2 separate regions of the Homo sapiens genome follow, and region 1 is linked to region 2. A link is an interaction called in ENCODE POLR2A ChIA-PET data of the cell type or tissue named here. Cell type or tissue: GM12878. All regions are shown on one strand. Each heading gives the region's core, and the rest is flanking DNA. Links, peaks and the distances in the headings are about the cores only.

The links. Peaks named below come from ENCODE experiments on the same cell type or tissue, not always from the same donor. Only the 100,000 strongest peaks of a DNase experiment are listed, where the experiment ranks them.
Region 1: POLR2A ChIA-PET joins it to region 2 with 5 read pairs; 3 of 35 experiments call an interaction of 5 or more read pairs at or near these places.

The regions. Positions count from the first base shown.
Region 1 is chr3:23,549,360-23,559,039 of GRCh38, reverse strand. All of the region lies in intron 5 of UBE2E2 (ubiquitin conjugating enzyme E2 E2), which reads right to left. Among named protein-coding and RNA genes, the nearest start is that of UBE2E1, 250 kb to the left of the region's middle. In GM12878, for the core only: no CTCF peak of the experiment used is centred there; a DNase peak (open chromatin) is centred at 5,493.
Region 2 is chr3:23,842,770-23,852,449 of GRCh38, reverse strand. The region is part of intron 3 of UBE2E1 (ubiquitin conjugating enzyme E2 E1); the gene reads right to left. Among named protein-coding and RNA genes, the nearest start is that of UBE2E1-AS1, 41 kb to the right of the region's middle. In GM12878, for the core only: no CTCF peak of the experiment used is centred there; no DNase peak of the experiment used is centred there.

The sequences.
Region 1 (9,680 bases), core at 3,878-7,877, 290 kb after region 2:
GTTGAGACTTCAGTTTTCCAGTGACTTATTTGACTAACCTCATTAGAATTTCTTAGGAATGATAATAACTAATTATGGGAATAAAGGTGTCTATACAATTTATTTTTAGCACTCAGATCAGTTAATATAAATACAATTATAAAAAGAAATGGGGTCTTGCTATGTTGCCCAGGTTGGTCTTTGAGCTCCTGGGCTCAAGGGACCCTCTTGCCTCAGCTCCCAAGTAGCTGGGAATACAGGCATATGCCACTGTGCCTGGCAATAAATAACACTGAGATGAACAGATTTCAGTGAAGAGAAGAGTTGAAATAGTCACATTAATATCCTCATCCTGGATGGGCAATATCCCATTGACCAATGCTAGGAAACAATGCCATATTCAAAAAGTTGGTATATGTCATGCCTCCCAATCTCCTCCAATTTAAAAGTTACAGTAAGAATAAGATTCTATAAATTAACCATGAAGAGAGTCTTTATTTCAGAAAAAAATCTGCTGATAAGTTGGTATCTTGAACCTTTTCTTGGAGACTGATTTCAGGATGGTACAAACGTCATAATCTGAATTCATTTACCAGATTTGCTTTTACATGAGTCTGAGACTCGGGCATCAAGCTGTAAAGATATACATAACTACATAAAGATATGTCTGTACATCTATGTTTGCCCAGGTGTATAAACTGAGGGGCAGAGAAGGAGGAATAATGAAGTGAAATACCATTTGCACACTTGGATTTATCTGCACTTTCACCCTATACTTATAGAAGAAACATCTTAAGCAATGTACTCTTGAGGACTGAGAATGAAACATGCAGATCAATTATGTTAAGTTTGAGACTAGTTTGAAGTCATGGTGAAATATTTAGACAACTGGGTTTTGTTAGGGCATCAAGCTATCAGTGGTTTTGGAGGACTTATCTCATTAGGTGAAACCAACCATTGCCCAGTTACTATTGTTGACATGCCTTTGATAAAACGATCTGTAATATGACCTTCAAGGGATATCACTCTAGAGAAAAACAATGAGAAACGCAGTAAGACAGCCATGTTGACATGTTTCTCTTAGACGCATAGGCTGACCTAGTGTGTTGATGTCAATATAGACAAAAAGCTATGCTGACTTTCTGAAAGAATTTGTCAGATCCCTATAAACTCCAAGGAAGACTATGTAAGCCTGGTTTGTGGACAAGAGGATATTAAAATACAGTGACAGAGTGACTTGCTGATAAAGAAGTGGGAAGTTACCTTTGGAAAAAGTTATAGATGAGGCTGCTATGCTCCTTATATTTGAAAAAGTAAGTTAATGATGGGGAAGTTGAATCTCATCAATTGCATTAACTACAGCAGGGTCTCCAATATGTCATTTTGTTCAATGTTGGTTGACGAGAAAAAATAATATTCCTGACAGAGCCACTGTTTGTGTAGAGTTTGCATGTTCTCACTGCGTCTGGTGTGGGTTTTCTCTGGGTACTCCAGTTTCTTCCTACACCCCAAAGGTGTATTTAAGTGAACTGGTGTATCTAAACTGTCCCAGTGTGAGGAAGCATGGGTCTGTGTGTGAGTGTGTCCTGCGATGGAATGGCATCCTGTCCAGGGTTGGTTCCCGTCTTGTACCCTGGGCTGCCAGGATGGGTTCTAGCTGACTGAGATCCTAAACTGGAATAAACAAGCTGGAAAATGAATGAATGAATACAAAGGATTGTAAAATAGAAGTGCTTAGTCTATGATAATCATACAAAATGCGCAACAGTAAATGATGTAGTATGAAAGCATTCAATGAGCCTGCCATATTGGTTAGCATCTGAACTGCATGGTTGTAGGAGGTGCTCCTCACAATTTTTGCTTTGCAAAAACTTATTTGATTTAGTCCACCACCAACACAAACACCGTCATTCACTGATTTCCCTAAAATTGGATAAATAATTATCTTACTTGTATTTAGTGTTTCTTAAATGTATGGATAGCTCACATCTATTTCAATGTTTAGTATTAGGAGTGTTTTAGGTCTTCCTTTAGGAGTTTGGTGATATGTCTGTGATGAGAAATGTGCCGAAGGGACTTGGCAATTGTTTAGATCAATTAGCCTATGGTAAAACTGGTCTCATTATAAGAACCTACTGACAATGTTAAATGAGGACTTACTGTACATTACGGATAGGTAAAGAAAGCAATAATTCTACAGGACATACCAATTCCATGTGTGCTATTTATGGGTCACAGAATGTCAGCATTTGCTTTAAAATTATATAGATTATTATGAGTTAATTTAAAATATAAATTTTGTTGGTATACGGGAAGAAATGCTGGATTCCTGATTTACACATTGTAAAGTCATGTGTGAGGCAAAACAGTGAAATTCTAAACCATAAGTTTGTAGTACATATTTTAAGGGAGGACTCTTTAACCTCAAATAAGCTATTAGTGGTTTTGGAGGACTTAACAAATGTCCACAATACCGCTTTCATCTTAAATCTAGGATAAGCTGGTTTTTAATACCAATGCCTTATCAATGATTCTAATCTTTCTTTTCACGTTTACTTTTGAGGTGGCCCTATCTTGTTCAGTATAGCTTTTTTTTTTTTTTTTTTAAATAAATTTTATTGGCTGGGCATGGTGGCTCACGCCTGTAATCCCAGCACTTTGGGAGGTCGAGGCGGGTGGATCATGAGGTCAAGAGATTGAGACCATCCTGGCCAACATGGTGAAACCGTCTCTACTAAAAATACAAAAATTAGCTGGGCACAGTGGCACACGCCTGTAGTCCCAGCTACTCAGGAGCTTGAGGCAGAAGAATCGCTTGAACCTGGGAGGTGGAGGTTGCAGTGAGCTGAGATCGCACCACTGCACTCCAGTCTGGCAAAAGAGCAAGACTCCATCTCAAAAAAAAAAAAAAAAAAAAAAAGTTTGTATATTTAAGGTATACAACACGTTGTTAAAAGATACAATATATAGAAAAATGGTTACTACAGTGAAACAAATTAACATACCCATCACCTAACACTTTTACCCATTTCCCTCCCCACCCCCATGGCAAGACAGCTATAATCTACTCATTTAGAAAAAAATCCTGAAGACACTATTATTAACTATAGTCCTTATGTTGCACACGAGACCTTTCTACTTGTTACTTTATATCCTTTGACCTACATCTTTCCAGTTCCTTCCCCACACTACAACCTTGGTAACTCCTGTTTTATTTGCTATCTTTATATAGTTGACCTTTAAAAAGAAAAATTCCACATATAAATGAGATGCAATAGTTTTCTGTGTCTGGCTTATTTCACTCAGCATAATGTCCTTCCATGTTTCAGTAAATGGCAGGATCTCCTTTTTAAAGGCTGAATAATATTCTGCTCTGTGTATGTGCGTGTGTTTATGTATGTATGTATGTATACACCACAGTTTATCTATTTGTCCACTGATGGACACCTAGGTTTTTCCCCATATTTTGGCTACTGTGAAGAATACTGTAATGAACACGAGAGTGCAGGTATCTATATGAGGTGGTATTTCATTTCCTTTGGGTATATATCCAGCAGAGGGAATGATGGGTCCATTTTTTATTTCTTTAGGAACCTCCATACTGTTTTCCCTCAGGGCTGTACCAATCTATGTTTCCACTAAGAGTATACGAGGTTTCCCTTTTCTCCACACCTTTGCCAACACTTAACCTCGTCTCTTTGGTAACAGCCATCCTAATAGGTGCGAGGTGATATCTCATAGTGGTTTTGATTTGTATTTCCCTGATGATTAGTGATGCTGAACACCTTTTCATATACTTATTGGCCATTTTAATGTCATCTTTGGATAAATGTCTATTCAGGACCAGGCTGGGCATGGTGGCTCATGCCTGTAATCCCAGCACTTTGAGGCCGAGGCGGGTGGATCACATGAGGTCGGGAGTTCAAGACCAGACTGGCCAACATGGTGAAATCCTATCTCTACCAAAAATACAAAAAATTAGACGGGCGTGGTGGCAGGCACCTGTAGTACCAGCTACTCAGGAGGCTGAGGCAGCAGCATCACTTGAACCCAGGAGATAAGGCTGCAGTGAGCAGAGATCACATCACTGTACTCCAGCCTGGGCAACAGAGCCATACTCCATCTCAAAAAGAAAAAAAAAAAAGGTATATTCAGGTCCAGTGGATTATATGTTTTCTTGCTACTGAACTGTATGAGTTTTTTTAAAAATAAATTTTGGGTATTAACCCCTTATCAGATATACAGCTTGTAAATATTTTTTTCCCAGTCTGTAGTTGTCCTTTTCCATTTTGTTGTTTCTTTTGCTGTGGAGAAGTTTTGCAGTTTGATGTAGTTACATTTATTTATTTTTGCTTTTGTAGCCTGAGCTTTTGGTGTGATGTTCAAGAAATCATTGCCAAGGCTAATGTCAAGGAGCTTTTACCCACGTTTTCTTCGAGGAGTTTTATGGCTTCAGGTGTTACATTCAGGTCTTTTATCTATCTTGAGTTGATTTTCGTGTATAGTGTAAGATAAAGGTCCAATTTCATTCTTATTTTATTTTTTTAAAGAGAGAGGGTCTTGCTCTGTCACCCAGTCTGGAATGCAGTGTGATCATAGCTCACTGTGACCTCTAACTCCTGGGCTCAAGTGATCCTCCTGCCTTAGCCACCCAAGTAGCTTAGGCTACAGGCATGAGCCACTGTGCCTGGCTCAATTTCATTCTTTTACATGTGGCAATCCAGTTTCCCCGGAATCATTTATTTGAAGAGACTATCCTCTCCCCATTGTGTCTTCTTGGTACCCTTTTTGAAAATTAGTTGCCCATATATGTTTGGATTTATATCTGAAATCTTTATTCTGTACCAATGGTCTATGTGTCTGTTTTTGTGCCAGTACTGCACTGTTTTGATTACTATAGCTATATACTATAGCTTTGAAATAAAATTTAAAATTAGGAAGTGTGATATCTCTTCCCCCCTCAACCCCACCTCAGGATTGCTCTGGCTATTTAGGGTCTTTGGTAAGTTTTAGGATTTTTTTTTTAAATTTATGTGAACAATGCCCTTGGGATTTTGATAGTGACTGTGTTGGATCTGCATATTGCTTTTGGTAGTATGGGCATTTTAACAATATTAATTCTTCCAGTCCATGAGCATGAAATATCTTTCTATTTGTGTCTTCTTCAATTTCTTTCATCAATGTTTTATCATTTTCTAGTGTACAGGTCTTTTATCTCCTTGGTTAAATTTATTCCTAAGTATTTTAATTTTTAAATGCTATCATAAATGGGATTGTTTTGATTTCTTTTCTTGGCTAGGTTGTCACTTGTGTACAGAAATGCCATGGACTTTTCTATCTAGATTTTAAATTTTATATCCTGTAACTTTACTGAATTTATTTATTAGATGGATACGGCTTTTGAGAAAGCCTCCTCATGTCTACAAAAATGCAAATAACTATTGTCAATAATGGAAAAAATGACTATAAAGGGAACAGAGGCATTCAGAAAATGAAACCATTTCCTTCAGCAACAGATGTCCAATTTTGGGTGGTTAATGTACAACCTACTTTAAGAGCAATGTCAGTTTATTAACATAAATGGTAGGTTAAATATCATCGACCAAAACAAAGGCCCTATAGTTATAGCTACCAGTATACTGAAGTATTAACTTAAAAGAGATTAAAAGCAGTAACACTGATCTTCAGTGGGATGCCGCTTTACCACATGCTCACAAGTTATGCTTCTTTGAAATTATTTTTTTTTTTAGAGGTCATAAAGTTTATAATGTAATATCAATGATTCTTAATATAGCATTTTGTTTTATTAAAGTGTGACCAAAGGTTTCTATCATACTATAAAAGGGAAATATAGAGCATTTTGGGCTATATTAACAATGAAAATCTGTCAAGTAATTTATTAATTTTATCTTTAGGTAAGTAGGCTAACTTTACCATTAACACAAAAGAGAAAATTTCTATTTCTCTCTCATTTTTCTCCTACAATCATCTTCAACTTTTATCCATAAAACTCCAGGGTGGATATAATCAAGGAGATTAAAAATCAATAAGAAAGGGTTTATCAAAACTTAGAAAGTAAAATACTTTTTTCTTAACATAAAAAAATTTACATAGAAAATACTATTCGTACATTTTGCAAAATTAATTTTGCTATACACATGTTGGTAGTTTTTAGACTGGATTGAAAACAGCATGGAATAAAGACAATTTTAGTTAATCTTGAGGTGTTTTTCTGAATGAGTTATGGCAATAGCTGCCTGTTCAAAGCCTTGAATGGTAGTTGAATAGCATTTCAGAATGTACTTGCATTCATGTGGCAACAACTGATGGAGAACTGAGGTCAGCTAACAGAAATGCCACAAAACCTTACATTCTTAAAAGTTCCAAAGTACAATTTGTAAAGAAGCTGATTGTACAAAGACAATCAACTGTAGAGTGGGAATGCAGAAACAAACGTACACCTCCTTTTGTGCTAACTCCTATTTATTTCTTGGAACTGTAGAAATGTTAAAACCCAAAACCTCTCCTTGGTGACTGTCCTTGTTTATGCTTTCTTTACCTTGTGCCTAGATGAAAAGCAACCCATTAGTTTAGTTAAACAGGCGCTTATCATGAAATCCAGATCTACTCAACACCCTCAGTCCCCTGGGAATTGGTACATGATGCAGAATATTTTTATTGACATTCTGACTGAAACTTTATTTTTTAGAGAAGGGGTCTCTCTCTGTTGCTTAGGCTGGAGTGCAGTGTCCTGATCTTGGCCCAGTGCAACCTCGAACCCCTGGGCTCCAGTGATCTTTCTACCTTGGCCTCCGAGTAGCTAGGACTACAGGGGGGTGCCACCAAGCCTGGCTGCTGACTAAAACTTTAATACACCTGTATTAGTCTGCCCGGGTGGCCATACAACAAACCATAGACTGGGTGGCTTAAAAAGCAGAAATTTATTTCTCTCAGTTCTGGAGGCTGGGAACTCAAAGATCATGGTGCTGGCTGATGTGGTTTCTGACGAGGACTCTTGGGGGCTTATAGATGGCTGCCTTCTGGATGTGTCCTCACAAGGCAGAAAGACAGAGTTCTCTGGTGTCTCTCCTTAAAGGGACATGAATCCCATTGGATCAGGGTTCCACCCTTATGACCTAGTTTAACTTTGATTACCTCTTTATAAGCCCTATCTCCAAATATAGTCACATTAGGAGTTAGGGCTTCAACATATTAATTTTGGGGAGAACACAGTTCAGTCCGTAGCACACACCCTTATACGAGGCCCTAGCCGAGCCTGGGACCAGCTACAGCAAACCATGCTTTACATCCCTATCGTCATCTCCCACCATGCAAGGCCCTCTAGTCAGTCATCCTTTTTACTCTCTCATCCCCACATTTCTTTGTCCTCTACTCCAGGATAATCCTCTTCCAGCTGCCCCCATTCTTTCTAACCACACCTTCTCAAAGATCCAATGAGGCAACATATTGTTTCTGTGATTCTCTTACTTCCCACTCACATTTCTTTAGATTGTAAATGGCCAGCCATGTAAGTCCTACAGTAACAGTAATGATAGTAGCCCCAAGTTACTAGCAAGTTTGAATAGTATAGCTGTTTGCATGTTTCTACTAATATAGAGCCAACATAAGTTTCTCTTCAGTTTAATATTCTGGTTTTAACTAAGCAAAAGACATGCTGGTCAATTCTTAAAGCATTCACATTTCATGAAGTTAAGAACTAAATCAATTTGAGAATACTTACCAAAGTTATAATGCTTTAGTAATTAACTTAAAAGGTTGCCCTTTTATAAACAAAAATGTTTTAGTCTTTTCCATTTTTATTTATTTTTCAACTGGTTATGAATTCTCTTTTCTTGCCTTTTAAGTCCGTGGTAATATTTTATGGAATGTTGAACACTGCAATTTTTATGTTGTTGAGTGTTGGAATTTGTTGTATTTCCATAAAGAATGTTGTACCTTATTCCAAAGAATGTTGCATTTTACTCTAACAGGGAGTTAAGTTATTTAGGAACAGTATGATACTTTCAAAACTTGCTTTTAAACTGTTAGAGCAGATGCAATGTAGTCTTTAGAGTAATTCATCCCTACTAATAAGGCAGGATCTTTTGATGATTATATGCAAACTTAACCAAAGGCTCAAGGGGATCTCTCTTCAGATTTCTAGGGCATTCTCTCTGTACAATCCCTCTTCTCTGGGTTTCTGCCCCACAAATGCTAGCCATCTTGATCTTCCCAAACTCCTATCTCTGTCTCCTCAACTCAGTGACACTGCTGGCCTCTCTCTTTGGTTTCTTTCTCCTTGTACAGTATCCTGGAAACTGCTTCTAGGCAGTAAGCTGGGGACAATTGTAGGGCTTACTTCATCTGTTTCTCCTCTCAGGGAATGTCTAGTTTTCTAACTAGAAAGGTAGTCTAAGGTAGGAGTGTAAATCTGGCTCCTGTTATTCTTCATGGCCAGAAGCAGAAGTGAAAAAGTTGAGTTTCACTCCCATCTTAACTAGACATAGTCTCTGACCTCCAGGAGTTTGCGATAACAAAACTCTCTGGACAACATAGTCTTTGACCTCTAGGAGTTTTGTTATCTAATATAATATCCTGACATATTTTAAGTTGTCTCTTATGCCTGAGATTTATACAGAGTAAAAGCAAAGGAACAGTGGGGATAGCAGTCAAGGTTAAAAGAGGCTTGGGCTTGAAATAAGGCAATTTCACGGGGAGCCCTTTGGCCACATGGGGTTGCATAGGGGAATACAGTTTGTACATTATAGGTGCTGGGAATAAAGAGGCAGACTCATAATTCATTTTATAGATGACAGAAGATAATCCTCAATAGTTATCTAGATTATAAAAATAGGAGCCTAAAGCAAATTAAAATCATTAAATCAAGTTTGAGTTATAATTCATTCTTCCTACTAGTTTTTTTATAGAAAGTAAATTCCACCACATTTGAAACTCCAAACTTAACAAACTATAAAGGAGTTATCTAAAGATTTTATGCTGAGAATGAAATTGCTTTTTTTTTTTTTTTGAGATGGAGTCTCTCTCTGTTACCCAGGCTGGAGTGCAATGGTGCGATCTCGTCTTACTACAGCCTGCGCCTCCTAGGTTTAAGCGATTCTCCTGCCTTAGCCTCCTGAGTAGCTGGGATTACCAGTACCTCCCACCACGCTCAGCTAATTAGTGTATTTTTAGAAGACACAGGGTTTCACCATGTTGGCCAGGCTGGTCTCAAACTCCTGACCTCAGGTGATCCACCCACCTCAGCCTTCCAAAGTGCCGGGATTACAGGTGTGAGCCACCGCGCCCGGTTGAAATTCCTTTTTTAGACATCTCAAAGGCGAGGTCATCACACCTAACACAGCTAATATGGACTTTCAGTTCAATAACATTCCACGTAATGATACTCATAGCCTTCAAAGTGTTTACAGAGGTCCACACATACCATTTTTTCCTCACAATAATGCTGCAAGATAGGGTCAGAAGTACAATCTTTAATTCACAAATGAGGGCACCGATTTATCCAAGGTCACTAGCTAGTTAGTGAGAGAGCTGGGCCAAGGCTCTGGCTTTCTTGACAGCTTCAAAACTCAGTATAACTTAGGTCCTTTGACTTAATTTTCTTTAACATGGCAAGGTATAACCTTGCATTGTTCTCATGACCTGACACTGATAAGTCTAGCAATAGGCATCATAAGGTTTGC
Region 2 (9,680 bases), core at 3,815-7,814:
CACAAAAACCAACCATCGCTATATACTACCCGTGAGTAATCAGAAAATGTAATTTTTAAAAATTCAAATTTACAATAGTATCTGAGTAAAATACATAAGAATAAATTTAACATAAGCATAAAATATGTACACTGCAGACTAAAAACCATCATTGAAATAAATTAAGGGAAATATAAATAACTGAAAAGACATTTAATGTTCATGAATCATGTGTTAGTCCATTTTGTGTTGCTATAAAGGAGTATCTAAGGCTAGGTAATTTATAAAGAAAAAAGGTTTATTTAGCTCATGGTTCTCCAGGTTGTACAAGAAGCATAGTGCCAGCATCTGCTTCTGGTGAGGCCTCAGGAAGCTTCCACTCATGGCAGAAGATGAAGGGAGAGCAGGCATGTGACATGACAGGAAAGGGAGCATGAGAGAGTGGGGAGGTCCCAGACATTGTTTAAACAATGAGATCTTGCATGAACAAAGCAAGTGAAAACTCACTCATTACCGTGAGAGCAGCACCAAGCCATACATGAAGGGTCTGTCCCTGTGACCCAAACACCTCCCACCAGGCCCCACCTCCAATGCTGGGGATCACATTTCAACACAGGATTTGGAGGGGACAAACATCCAAACTGTACAGATCTGAATTTTAATTTTTTTTTTATTTTTTAGAGACAGGGTCTCTGTCACCCAGGCTGAAGTGCAGTGGTGCAATCACTGCAGCCTCGAACTCCTGGGCTCAACTGATCTTCCCACCTCAGCCTCTTGACTAGCTGGCACTACAGATGTGCACCACCATGGCTGGCTTATTTTATTCTTTATAGAGAAGAGGGTCTCACTTTGTTAATCAGGCTCATCTCAAACTCCTGGCCTCAAGTGATCTTTCCACCTTGGTCTCTCAAAGTGCTGGGAATATAGTAGGCATGAGCCACTGTACCCAGCCTAAAATTAATATGGGAATACTTCTCAAACTGGTGTACAGATTCAACATAAACCCTGTAAAAACCCCAGCTGGACTGTTTAAAAAAAAACAAAATGAAAAACAGAAATTGACAAGCGGATCCTAAAATTCATATGGAAATGCAAGGAACATAGAATAGCCAAACAATCTTTAAAAAGAACGAAGCTAGAGGACTTCCTTCTCAATTTCAAAACTTACTATGAAGCCACAGAAATTAAGACATCGTAGTACCAGCAAAAGGATAGATACAAAGATCAATGGAACCTAATTAAGAGCCCAGAAATAAACTCTTACATTTACAGGTAAATTGATTTTTGACAAGAGTGCCAAATCAGCTCAATGGAGACAGAATAGTCTTTTTTATCAAATGGTGTTGGGAACAAAAGAATAGCCACAAACAAAAAAATGAAACTGAACCCTTCTTCACACCACACACAAAAATTAACTCAAAATGGATTACTGATCCAAATCGAAAAACTAAAAGTATGAAACTCTTAGAAGAAAATATAGGAATAGGCTGGGCATGGTGGCTCATGCCTGTAATCCCAGCACTTTGGGAGGCTGAGGCAGGTAAACTGCTTGGGCCCAGGAATTCAAGACCAATCTGGGCAACGGGCAACACGGCAAAACCCTGTCTCTTAAAAAAAAAAAAAAAAAAAAAAAGCTGGGTGTGGTGGCGCACATCTGTAGTCCCTGCTACTGGAGAGGCTGAGGTGGGAGGACTGCTTGAGCCTGAGGCTGCAGACAGCCATGATCATGCCACAGCTCTGGCATGGGTGACAGAAAGAGACCCTATCTCAAAAAAAAAAAAAAAAAAAACAATCAGGTGTGCCGGATGCAGTGGTGCATGCATGTAGTCCCAGCTACTTGGCTGAGGCAGGACCATCACCTGAGCTCAGGAGTTTGAGGCTGCAGTGAGCTAGGATTGCACCACTGCTCTGGTGACTGAACAAGACCCTATCTCAAAAAAAAATAATAATAATAATAAAGAGGAGTAGATAATGGTTTCTTAAATACAATTCCAAAACACATGCAACAAAAGAAAAATAGGTAAACTGGACTTCATTGAAACCACAAACTTTTGTACTGCAAGCAATACCATCAAGAAAATAAAAAGACAACCCACAGACAGGGTAGAAAACACTTGTAAATCATGTATCTAATAAAGTACTTTTATCTGGAATAAAAATAATTTTTAATGGCCAGGCACAGTGGCTCACACGTGTAATCCCAGCACTTTGGGAGGCTGAGGCAGGAGAATCACTTGAGGCCAGGAGTTCAATACCAGCCTGGGCAATATAGTGAAACCTTGTCTTAATAGATTGATATATTAGATAGATAAATAAGAACTTTTAAAATTCAGCCATTAAAAAGCCTGAATTTTATTAATAAAACAGGCAAAATATCTAAAAGACATTTTTCCAATGAGAATATGTCAATTTTGATCCAATGAAGATACCCAATAATCACATGAAAAAGATGTTCAACATCATTGCTATTAGAAAAATACAATTCTGAATGTCATTTTTTAAAAATGAAAATCAAAGACACACCATTGTTGGAGACAGTGTGGCAATTCCTCAAGGATCTAGAGCCAGAAATACCATTTGACCCAGCAATTCCATTACTGGGTATATATCCAAAGGATTATAAATAATTCTACTATAAAGACACTGCACACATACGTTTATTGCAGCACTATTTACAATACCAAAGGCTTGGAACCAACCCAAATTCCCATCAATGATAGACTGGATAAAGAAAACGTGGCACATATACACCATGGAATACTATGCAGCCATAAAAAAGAATCAGTTCATGTTATTTGCAGCAACATGGATGAAGCTGGAAACCATCATCCTCTGCAAATTAACACAGGAACAGAAAACCAAACACTGCATGTTCTCACAAATAAGTGGGAGATGAGCAATGAAAACACATGGACACAGGGAGGGAAACATCACACACTAGGGCCTGTCAGAGGGTGAGGGGTAAGGGGAGGGAGAGCATTAGAACAAACACCTAATGTATGAGGGGCTTAAAACCTAGATGACAGGTTGATAGGTGCAGCAAATCACCATGGCACATGTATACCTATGTAACAAACCTGCACATTCTGCACATGTATCCCAAAACTTAAAGTAAAATTCAAAAAGAAATTTAAAAATTTTTTTAAAAAGAAAGAAAATCAAAGACACAATGAAACAACACTTCACACTCACTAGGCTAACTACAATAAAAACCATGGATAATAGCAAGATGGGAACTGGCTAGATGGGAATGTAAAACAATGCACTTAGGAAAACAGTTTTGCAGCTCCTCAAAATGTTAAACATAATCATTAACATCTGACCCAGCAAAACCACTCCCAGGTTCCTAAAAAAATAAAATAAAATATAGCCATGCAAAAACTTGCACATGAATGTTCATGGCAACATTATTTTAACAGCTGAAGGTGGAAACAACCAAATGTCCACCATATGGATAAACATGGTATATCCCTACAATGAAATATGTATTATTCAGCCATAAAAAGAAATCAAGTACTGATACATGACACAACATGGATGAACCTTGAGAACACTGTACTAAGTGAAAGAAGCCACTCACTAAAGACCACATGAACTCATGGTCTTCACTGCTTATTAGGCCCCCTTGGCTTACCAACACCTCTCCCCCTTTGATTCCAGTTAGGACTTTCTTGCTAATGCTATTCCCTCTTCCTTTCTTAGATGCCCTCCCTTTTGGCCTTCTGTTTAAATTCTTTCCTAATCTCTCTATATTCTTCTATGAAGTTTTCCCCAACCAAACCACTTGATTTCTCCCATATCTGAACTGTCAGGGTAGTTACTGATTATATCACATTATGTGGGCATTTAAGTATATTGTATTTTTTTTTCTAAAATTGTGATTATCTTCCTCCAAGCTTATTAAGCATAAGGACATATTTGGGTAAGAGAACGTGATGGAAACTAACATTTACTAAGTACCTGCTTAGCTAAAGTTTTTTGTTTTTTGTTTTTTTTTTTTTGAGACAGAGTCTCACTCTGCTACGCAGGCTGGAGTGCAGGGGCACGATCTCAGCTCACTGCAACCTCCATCTTCCGAGTTCAGGTGATTCTCCTGCCTCAGCATCCCAAGAAGGTGGAATTACAAGCATGTGGCCACCACACCCAGCTAATTTTTGTATTTTTAAGAGAGACAAGGTTTCATCATGTTGGCCAGGCTGGTCTCAAACTCCTGACCTCAAGTGATCCATCCGCCTTGGCCTCCCAAAGTGCTGTGATTACAGGCATCAGCTATTACGCCCAGCCTAGATATTTAATATACGTTTTTCCTTAAAGCAAGTTACTTTAAACTCTGAGCCTGACTTTCTTCATTTGTAAATAAGGAAATTACTGCACAGGTTTATTGTGAAAACACTGGGGAAAGTCCAAGATATCTGAAGTTAAAAAACCAAGGTACAGAACAGTGTTTACAGCAAGTTACCATTTGTGTTTATTTAAAAAAGGAGGTAGGGGAAAGGGGTGTATAATCTATTATTATAGATTAAGTATATCTAAAGTAATTCACACAGGATGCACAAGAAACTGATAACAGCTATTGCCTTTGGGGCTGGAAATGGGAAAACTTACTTTTTCTATATATCCCTTTCTACTGTTTTGAGTTGTCTATCACGTGCATTATTTCCAAATAACAATTTTAAGGCTGAGCATGGTGGCTCATGCCTGTAATCCCAGCACTTTGGGAGGCCGAGGTGGGTGGATCACGAGGTCAGAAGATCGAGACCATCCTGGCTAACACGGTGAAACCCCGTCTCTAATAAAAATTAGAAAAAATTAGCCGAGTGTGGTGGTGGGCACCTGTAGTCCCAGCTACTCGGGAGGCTGAGGCAAGAGAATGGCATGAACCTGGGAGACGGAGCTTGCAGTGAGCTGAGATCGCACCACTGCACTCCAGCCTGGGTGACAGAGCGAGACTCTGTCTCAAAAAAAAAAAAAAAAAAAAAAAATTTAAAGTACATGTACACACACAGATATGAAATATATTTTTAAAACTATTAATACCACAGGGTATTTCTACCCTTAAGGGTGTAAAAATAAGCTTCATTTCAGTCATAGTTATCATACTAATGTTTATCACCTTTTTTCTTTGAAAATGCTCTTTTCACTACGTACTACTGATGTCATGACATTAATGGATGTCTTCTTTTCATCTAGGAAGTTAAAAGACTTATCTACCCTTTATATTAAAAGTACTATATGTGACTGGTGTATAAGATCACTACATGTCCTGGTTTGCCCAAGACAATCTTGGTTTATGCCTACTGCCCTGATGTAATTATTAGTAATTATATGATCGCCCTACTGATGAACCAAAGGGAAAATAAGTCTATTCTTCTTATAACATCAATCAAAGACCATTCCATCAAATTTAGGGATAAACTATATTCTTTTGTACAATGAATTCCTCTTTGGTGAGTTTCAAGAATTAGCTTATCTTCTTAAAACGTGTAATAACATGATTAACATATTGACCTCGCACAGCCTACCTGGCCCCTGCCCTTAGAATATTTCAAGATAGCAGCTATTTATTCATCTTGATAAATCGATTTAAAAAGAAAAAAAAAAGTAGCTAAACACCTAGCTATTTTTACTATAGGCAGTTAAAAAGACTGTTTCTCTATGTCCCATCTTTAACAATTCCATCTCAAATGGTATACTCCAAGACTTATTAAATACAGCTTAAACATTCCATTTTCCATCTCTATTACCCATTCCCTTTTTTTTTTTTTTTTTTTTGATGAGATGGAGTCTCGCTCTGTCGCCCAGGCTGCAGTGCAGTGGCACGATCTCAGCTCACTGCAGCCTCCGCCCCCTGGGTTCAAGTGATTGCCGGGCCTCAGCCTCCCGAGTAGCTGGGACCACAGGCATGTGCCACCATACCCGGATAAATTTTGTATTTTTAGTAAAGATGGGGTTTCACCATGTTGGCCAGCTGGTTTCAAACTCCTGACCTCAGGTGATCTGCCCACCTCGGCCTCCCAAAGTGCTGGGATTACAGGTGCAAGCCACTGCACCTGGCCCCATTCTCTTTTTTAAGAGACTGTGGCCTTGCCATGTTGCCCAGGCTGAACTCAAACTCCTAGCCTCAAGCAATCCTCCTACCTCAAGCCTCCCAAGTAGCTAGGACTACAGGAATGGGCCACTGCACCCAGCTCTATTACCCACTCTTGAATAGGCTTAAAAGGAATTTAAAAAACCAAATGTTTCAACATTACATTTACCTTAAACTAGATTTATGTAAGACATTTATTTAATTATCCCTTCCTGACCATTAAGAACTACTTTCTCTTACAGGTACTGAAAATTCATGTTACTGATGTAAGAACTTTTCCCAAATAATACAGAGAATGACAGTTAACTATCAGATAAGCTAGGGCACTGGTTTGAAAACCTTAGTTGCCTAAGGAGCAAGAGTTGGCAAACTATGACTCACATGGGCCAAATCAGGCCCTCAACCTGTTTCTGTTTGGTCTACTAGTTAAGAAAGGTTTTCACATTTTTAAGTGATTAAAAAAATCTAAAGAAAACTAGTATTTTATGACACGTGAAAACTATTAATAAATTTTATATTGAATTATTAAATTGAAATCGGTGTCCGTAATAAAGCTGTATTGGAACACAACCACATTTTTTCATTTATGAATTGTATATGGCTGCTTTTGTACTATGGGTAGAGTTGAACGGTTCTAACAGAGATCAAATGGCCTATGACGCCTAGAATATTTACTACTTGGACTTCTGCTAAATAACTTTGCCAAACTCCACCCTAGAGAGGTTTTGTTTAAAAAGAAAAATTATATATATACATACACACACATACACACACACACACACACACACACACAGAGAGAGAGAGAGAGAGAGAGAGAGAGAAACCAAAACAGTGGGGAGATGGACAAAAGAGGAATTTCCATTTTTAACAACTGCCTCAAGTAATTCTGATACAGACAATATATTCAGAAAACACTGATCTACACTCTACTCCTACATATGCTTAGAAAAAGGGAATTGTCATGTGGCTTACAATTTCATTGCTAAATAAAATGGGGGCAACTTGGTAAACAGAGGCTTTCTTCCTTCTATCAAGAGAGTATATATGTGCATAGCCAATTCAGCCTCCCCACTCCTGAAGAGTGTGCAATGCATTCTGCCAGACACACAGATCTTGAGGTAAAAAGAAGAAAATATCCTGTCCATTAAGAAGAAAATTTTAATTTCACATAAAATTTGCTTTAGTTTATTGTCAAGATTTGTGATTTTGAAGCTACACTTAGGAAATCCTTCCTGGCCTGTGGGTCGCATTTTCTTTCTTCATTGTATAGTTTTAAAATTTCACATGTGAGCTTTTAATCTACCTAGTCTACCTTCATATATGGTATTAAGTAGGAATCCGGTTTTATTTACCTCCTTGTGGTGAGTCAATTTCCCTATACCATCTATGAACAATCCCATCTTGTCCTCAGTGTTTGGTGCTGCCATAAATTATATATTATATATTAAAATCCTACATATACACATGTCCATCTCTGGGTGCTCCAAGTCAGCTTCATTGGTCTGTTTACCTTACCACAGGGCTACGGTAATAAATACAGTGTAGTATTATTGGAGCACGTCTTCATATCTGGGAGAGCAACAACCCATCTCCCACGCATAACACCTAAGACTGACCTACATGTTCATGAACATATTCTCCATATGTAAGTGTAGAGTATGATTGGCAAAAATTAGAAAATCAGAACGCACCTAAGAGGACACAGGAATTCTCATGCTCTGCTACTGGTGGGCATGGAGATGAGTACAGCCATTCTGGGGAACAATCTGGTACAACTTAAGTCAAATCAAATTTAAGTAAGCCCTATGATCCCCTTGCAGTTCTGCTTAATTCTTACAGAGGTCCAAAAAAGATTACGGACCAGAATGTTCACTGTTAGTGGGGATGGAGAGCTGGAAACGATCTGGTCTTCTATAAGATAAAATGAGTATACCCCTTGGAATACTATGTGGCTGTTCAACGCAATGAATTAGATGCTTGCATAGCAACAGGGAGAGAGCTTAAAACATTGTGCTTAGAAAAATGTAAGAAAGAATTAGGCATCATTTATGTAAGTTAAAAATACAAACACTAAATACATTTTACAAGAACACAAACAATATAGTGAAAGGCATTAGAATGGGTGCTTTTGGGGCAGAAGTAGAAAATGAGGATAAAATAGAATAAAATAAACAAGCAGGAAAGAGGAGAAAAAGGAATCAACCTTTACTGGGGGAAGGGGAGGGCTCACAAACACTAGGCTAGCTAGCTGTAGCCTGCGCCTTAGAGACTACTCACAAACCCCACCCACATGGCTCTCCCACAAATTATTTTTACATACTCCCATTTTACATATGAGTTGCCTTCATTAAAGGAGCCCTAAGAGCATAAAAAATTACACATGGTGGAAGAAATATCAAGAAGATATCGTTAAGTCAGTACAACTGCAGGATAAAGATGGCAATATCTGTAACTCGGGCAACCAGAAAAAAATACATTAAAGAGATAAAAATATAAAAACACAGGAAAAGCATTTGGGTGAAAGAAGAATTAAGTTTTAAGTTTTGGACACAGTTTGTTGTTAATTTTCACTGTTTGGCTGAAAATACTGACTCCAGAAGGCAGTCAAGAATAGCTAGAATACATCTGAGGGTCATTTGGATTGTCATTGTCCAAACTGCCACACAGTTGTTAAAGATGACACTGGTATGGAAGATGCTTGTGAAGCTAATGATGTGGGATGCTCTGGGGGAGTTGGAAGGGTGCTGGTTCAAAACAAAACAACCAATAGGAAGCAGGGGAGAAATGACTGTGGAAGGTGAGAGTGGAGTAGGCAAATTATTATAGATCTCATTTATTGAAAGTTGATTATGTGTAACATAAGCTAAATACTTAATTGTGTGTTCAAATGCCACTATATTCTAACAGCAGTAGGTGCCAAAGACTTAAGACATTTATGCAGCAAGCAAACTCAGAACTGAGAAAATCTATATTATCATTATGTGAATGGTGTGCCACAGTTGTGCAACTCAATGGTCCTGACTCATAAAACATTGTGCACAGTTCCGAATGTCAACAAATATTTAACACATATTATATGCTAAGCAATATGTTAGGAACTGTATGTCCTGCAGTCAACAAGACTGGCATTAACCTCGATTATACAAACTAAGTCCAGGTATTATGGTAACCTAATGGTCTTGCCTCTGTCCCTGTCACTACTCTCAACAAAACTTAGTCTGGGGGGACAGATGGCTTCCCAAAGAAAGTCCATTTTAATCTGAAAAAAATTGTCCTTGAACTATGCTCCTGCTAAAAAAAAAAAAAGCTTTAAGCCAAATAATCATACTATATACTACTATAATATATATTTTTATATGTAACTGTAACATATATAGTATATATGCTATGCCACAGTATAATAGCACATGGGATATTTTATGGTATAAAGTTATACCATAACTACCATAATCATGCTACTATAGGGTTCTTTATTCAAATAAAACAAGCCCTTGCCCTCAGAGGTTATAGTTAGATTACAGAGATATGGAAAATTTGATCTTTTGAACATCTATTCCAGAAGACTCAAAGTTATTATTGTTTATTCCATTTACTGTTGTACAATTAGAAATCT